2 separate regions of the Homo sapiens genome follow, and region 1 is linked to region 2. A link is a loop called in an ENCODE intact Hi-C map of the cell type or tissue named here. Cell type or tissue: heart right ventricle. All regions are shown on one strand. Links, peaks and the distances in the headings refer to the core of each region. The heading gives the core; the rest is flanking DNA. Region 1 has its middle 18 kb from the start of LCIIAR. Region 2 has its middle 100 kb from the start of TJP1.

The links. A loop is a pair of places that touch in the nucleus more often than their neighbours do. Peaks named below come from ENCODE experiments on the same cell type or tissue, not always from the same donor. Only the 100,000 strongest peaks of a DNase experiment are listed, where the experiment ranks them.
Region 1: a loop joins it to region 2, with 2.7 times the contacts of the local background. A loop is called at or near these places in 6 of 110 quality-filtered maps.

The regions. Positions count from the first base shown.
Region 1 is chr15:29,691,008-29,693,926 of GRCh38, reverse strand. No RefSeq gene overlaps it. Among named protein-coding and RNA genes, the nearest start is that of LCIIAR, 18 kb to the right of the region's middle. In heart right ventricle, for the core only: CTCF peaks have their summits at 1,003 and 1,209 (motif pointing left); no DNase peak of the experiment used is centred there.
Region 2 is chr15:29,924,734-29,927,652 of GRCh38, reverse strand. It overlaps a transcript of TJP1 not described here. Among named protein-coding and RNA genes, the nearest start is that of TJP1, 100 kb to the right of the region's middle. RefSeq lists a silencer at 1,473-1,767. In heart right ventricle, for the core only: a CTCF peak has its summit at 1,634 (motif pointing right); a DNase peak (open chromatin) is centred at 1,632; H3K27ac peaks cover 804 bases.

The sequences.
Region 1 (2,919 bases), core at 195-2,694, 230 kb after region 2:
TTTTTTTTTTTCTTTGCTGTTTTGAAATTTTATCTTTGTCCTTCAACTCTGTATGCATCTAGCTATAGATCTCTTTCTGTTAATCCTATTTGAAGTTTGTTGTGCTTCACTGGTGTATTTTTCATCAAATTTGGGACTTTCTTGCTATTATTTGTTCAAATATTTCTTCCCTTTTCTCTCTTTTCCTTCTGGGACTTCTATGACATGTATTTGGTATGCGTGATGAGTCCCAAATTTAGGTCTGTTTTTCAGTTTATTTTTCTTCATTTTCTTTTCTTTCTATTCTTCAATTTGGATGGGTTTTATTAATCTCCTTTCAAGTTCACTGATTCTTTCTCCTGCCAAATCAAATCTGCTATTAAACCCTAAATATTTCAGTTATTGTACTTTTCAACCCCAGAATTTCCATTTGATTTTTTTTTTTTTTTACAATACCTATCTTTTTATTGATAGTCTGTATTTGATGAGTCATTGCTCTTAAAAATGGGCTGGGCGCAGTGGCTCATGCCTGTAATCCCAGGACTTTGGGAGGCTGAGGCGGGCGAATCACCTCTCACTTGTTCGAGATCAGCCTGACCAACATGGTGAAACCCTGTATCTAGTACAAATACAAAAAAATAGCCTGATGTGGTGGCATGTGCCTGTAGTCCCATCTACTCCGGAGGCTGAGGCACGAGAATCGCTTGAATCCAGGAGGCAGAGGTTGCAGTGAGCCGAGATCGTGCCACTGCACTCTAGCCTGGGTGACAGAGTGAGACTGTGTCACTCCAAGAAAAAAAAAAAAGTCACATCAAATTAAAAGAAACGGTTTCTTTTAGGTCTTTAAACATTTTATCATAGCTGCTTTGAAATCTTTGTCTACTAAATTCAAACATCTGGGCCCCATCAGACAGTGTCTATTGATAGCTTCCTCCCAGCTTCCTCCCGACTTACCACCCAAATAGGGATCACACTTTCCTGTTTCTTTGCATGTCTCATAATTTTTAAAACTGGACACTTTATGTAATATTGTAGCAACTCTGGATTCTGCTCCTTCCCCTTACCCCCAAGGGACTGTTGCTGTATTTTTGTTTTAGTGACTTCACTGAACAAATCCTGTAGAATCAGTCTCAACCTCAGTGTGCAGCCACTGATGTATCTGTTCAGTTTGGGGTTTTTATTATTGTTGTTGTTGTTGTTATTTTCAACTCTAGCTTCCTCTAGTGGTTGCCTGTGGGTTAGCATATGTGGTCAGCCAATGATTGGTCAAATGTACTTAAACACCTTTAACCACTAAGGCTTCCACGCTTCGCCAGTGGATTTGTGTGTGGTTTAGGGAATGCATTTGGAGTTGAGGCAGTGTTACAAATGTGCCCCAGCTTTCACAGTCTGTCAGGTTTCACATCTCCTCTGCACAGGCACAAGGCCTCATGTTCAGCCAGAGATATATAGTCAACCCCCGGCATCAACAGGGGATTTGTTCCAGGACCCAGAATTTGATCCCACAGATATTAAAACTCACAGATGCTCAATTTCCTTACATAAAATAGAATAGTATTTGTATATAACTTGTGCAGTCCTCTCACAGACTTTAAATCATCACTGTGTTACTTATCATACCTAATACAATGTAAATGCTATATAAATAGTTGTTACACTGTATTGTGTATTTGTATTTTCATTTTTATGGGTACTGAGGTGTACATATTTATGGAGTACATGAGATATTTTGATACAGGCATGCAATCTAATAATCACATCAGGGTAAATGGGATATCCATCACCTCAAGCATTCATTGTTTCCTCATGTTGTAAACATTCCAATTATGCTCCCTCAGTTATTCTAAAATGTACAACTAATTATTGCTGGCTATAGTCACCCTGTTGTGCTATCAAATACTAGATCTTATTCGTTGTATCTAACTATATTTTTGTACCCATTAATCTTTCCCATTTTCCATGCTCCCCCACTACCCCATGTATTATTATTTTTCATTGATTTTTGAGGCAGAGTCTCACTCTGTCACCCAGGCTGGAGTGCAGTGGCACCATCTCGGCTCACTGCAACCTCCCCATCCCAGGCTCAAGCGATTCTCCTGCCTCAGCCTCCCTAGCAGCTGGGACTACAGGCGCCTGCCATCACGCCCAGCTGATTTTTATATTTCATGTAGAAACAGGGTTTCACCATGTTGGCCAGCCTGGTTTTGAACTCCTGGGCTCAAGTGATCTGCTCATCTTGACCTCCCAAAGTGCAGAGACTACAGGTGTGAGCCACCTCCCCTGGCCATTTTTTAATATTTTCAATCCATGGTTGGTTGAATCTGCAAATGCAAGGCTGACTCAATGGATAGCGGGGACTGTGCAGTCTCTCCTGGGTATTGTGCACAGCCCTGCACATGCACCTGGTCTTCCAGACTGCCATGGACATGTGGGCACTTATCAAGGCCCACTATGGTTCTCATTCTCCAAATCTCCCAGATTTCTGGCTAGTCTACTGGTCCGATGTTTGCCCAACTCAGATTACCACATCAGGCTAGCTACAATATTGACCTTTCCCAAGATTGCCACTATTCCTGCTTCAAATCCAGCCAGCCCCACAGGGCAGTAAAGCTGCTGGGCTCCATGGCATGCCCTGCCTAGCAGATTTACACAACTGAGGTGGGAAGTGGGGCTATGAGAAGCCCAGGCAAAAATGCCATTTCTCATGCAGGGGTTTTTTCCTTAAGTAAACATGTCTCAACATGCTGTCTGCTTTTGGCTGTTTTCCAGTCCTGGAATGATGGTTTTGACCATTTTATCCAGTTTTGCTGTTACCTTTTAGGGAGAGGATTTGCCAAACTCTTTACTCTGCCGTTCCAACTCCAGCCTTAGGAGATGTAACATGCATGCATGCATCTGGTCTCCTACCCATATTCCAGTTAGACATTTGACCCACTGACA
Region 2 (2,919 bases), core at 96-2,595:
TTGGCCATTCTTTACCATCTTCTTGATTCTATAATGCCTTCAAGAAAATATCCTTTATATTTTTTCCAGTTGTGTTCAGAGGGGGAGTTAATCTGAATTATCTCATCCTTCAGTCTCAGAATCTAAATTCCTCCAGTATATTTATTTTTTCCTCTTTTTCTCTTAACCTCTGTGTATCTGCATGTGTCTCTATGGATTTTGTGGGGTTTACTTTTCTTTTTACATGGTCTAAATTTTCATCCAGTTAAGTGGACACATTTTATTTATTTATACTTGTGATTTATGATGTACTTGGATATATTTCTATCATATTTTTCTTTCCTTCCTTTTTTTGAGGCAGAGTCTTGCTTTGTCACCCAGGCTGGAGTGCAGTGCTGTGATCTCAGCTCACTGCAACCTCTGCCTCCCAGGTTCAAACGATTCTCCTGCCTCAGCCTCCTGAATAGCTGGGATTACAGGCATGCGCCACCACGCCTAGCTAATTTTTGTATTTTTAGTACAGATGGGGTTTCACCATGTTGGCCAAGCTGGTCTTGAACTCTTGACCTCAGGTGATGCACCCACCTCACTATCATGTTTTTCTATGCTTTGTATTTACCTTTTGTTCCCTGGGATTTTTATTTCTTTGGGTCTTTAATAATTTCAAATGTACTCATTGTAGAACTTCTATCTGATAATTATATTATCTAGAGTTTTTTTAAATTTCTGTAATTTACACAAGTAGCTTGAATACTAGGGTAATTTTTCAGGCAAGAGTTTTTCTTTTTATCTTTTTAACATTTATTTCAAAACGTGTCAGTCATTTTCACTACTAAAATCCAGAGAAGACACCAAAGTGAAGACAGGATTAGAAAATATGACCAGTGAAAAATAAATGAGAAACAGAAAATATGTCTTGAAAATATTCCTTACAATAAGAAGCAATCAAAAGTAGAAATCAAGATGAAGAAAGTAGAACCAGATTAGGTATTATTAAGTCATTGTCCGTCACACATATTAATTCATTTCTTGTCCCCAAATACTTTTTTTTTTTTTTTTCTGAAATGGAGTTTTGCTCTTGTTACCCAGGCTGGAGTGCAATGGCGCAGTCTTGGCTCACTGCATCCTCCACCTCCCGGGTTCAAGCAATTCTCCTGCCTCAGCCTCCCGAGTAGCTGAGATTACAGGCATGCTCCACTATGTCCGGTTAATTTGTTGCATTTTTTTGTAGAGACGGTTTCACCATGTCGGCCAGACTGGTCTTGAACTCCTGACCTCAGGTGATCCACCTGCCTCGGTCTCCCAAAGTGCTAAGATTGCAAGTGTGAGCTTCTGCGCCTAGCTCTTGTTCCCAAATGCTTCTTTACTATTTGATAGGTTCATGTGGTTGTGGGATTTTTGACTGCTTGTGGGAATAAGGATAAAGATTATGCAGTAAAGCTCTTTTAAAAAAATATCAGCTTTTGCTTATAAACTCTAGACTTATTTACTGTACTTTAAAAGTTCACAAAAACACTTCTATTTCTTTCACCTCATTTTTATCCTTGTTTCTTTGGTTTTCATTAAGTCTGTTGTCTGAGCATAGAGCTTATTCCACTGGGGGGAGTGTGGGTCCTGGCATGGTGAGCTAACTGCTGCACTAGCTGGCGGCTCCCTCCCTCCAAGGCTTGCTGGCCACCAGGAGGTGCTGCTGAGGGGTCTGAAAGTGGCTGTGGGTTAGAGGGGATGCCCAGGCAAACATTATTGGAGGGAAAGATTAAGAGATGGCAGGGAACAGAGGATGCAGGCCACTAGAGAAAGGAGCTAATATGTTTTTTATCTTTCTCTCTGTGACAGTCAAGATCTGCTTGTGTCAATAATGAAAAGCGTTGAACTTTACCCTTTCAGTGTTGAATTTTATGGTCTGTGAAATATCCTTCCATAAAGCTGTAAAAATGGAAGGTCTACCTGTCAGAAGAGCTGAAGGAGAATGTGTCAGAGACTGCTGACCTGCCTATGGACCCAGGAGCCTGCTGACTCAGTGTGACACATACCTTTAAGAACAGCCCATACTAGAAAAAAGGGTGCGTGTATTTGTGTATTTCTAAGAATAATGTCCCAGCCTCTTGGTGAATGCCACGGCTTAGAGGGTGTAACCTCCCTTTTGAAGATGAGGAAACTCAGGTATGGAAGTACTGAGTAGCTTTCTTGAGTAACCAGGAGAAGAAGAGGAGTAGCGCCTGAGTGTCTGCCCTCATGACCTCACCACACACCTGGTGGCAGATGTGCCAGAGTTGTCAGGGCTTCCTGATGCCCTCTGTCCTCAGTCCTCAAAGATGTGGGTGCTATCAGATCCTGGGCTGGAGAGCACTTGCTTCCTCATGCTGTGTGACATCTGGAACATGCTGTGAGAGTAGAATAAGAATTCCAAGTAAAATTATACAGTATATTCTGAAAGAAAGGTAAATTTTGCATACCCAGCCTGCAGAAAGTGTAACAGCTTGTGGTGACCAGGACTGGTTGCTGCCCCTCTGAATCACGCTTTAGACAAGTGGTTGGAAATTGTAGACTGCCACAACCCCTGGTTGTTTGCATAGCATAATCAGCTCTCTGATTATTTCCTGTGACTGGAGTGGGTTCAACAAGAAGATGCTACAGGGAACTGCTGGCACAGGTAGACACAGCCACCATTCCCATGGGATTAGCCTTGCTGTTCACAGCCACTGCATTCTGGGAGACTTCCTGCCCCAGCATTTCAGCAAAAGCTAAGTACCTTGGAATTTAAGCACTGGGACTATGGGGAGGAGTCAGAGCTGCCCCGTGGGCCTAGCCCCTACCAGCATTCCCAGCATTCCTTAGATAACAGCTAACTGCAGCCGACTTGCAAACCGGCCCTAGGGTTAAGATCTCCGTTTAGGAGAGCAACCAAGTTGAATCTCATGGCTGAGATTTCTGGGAAAG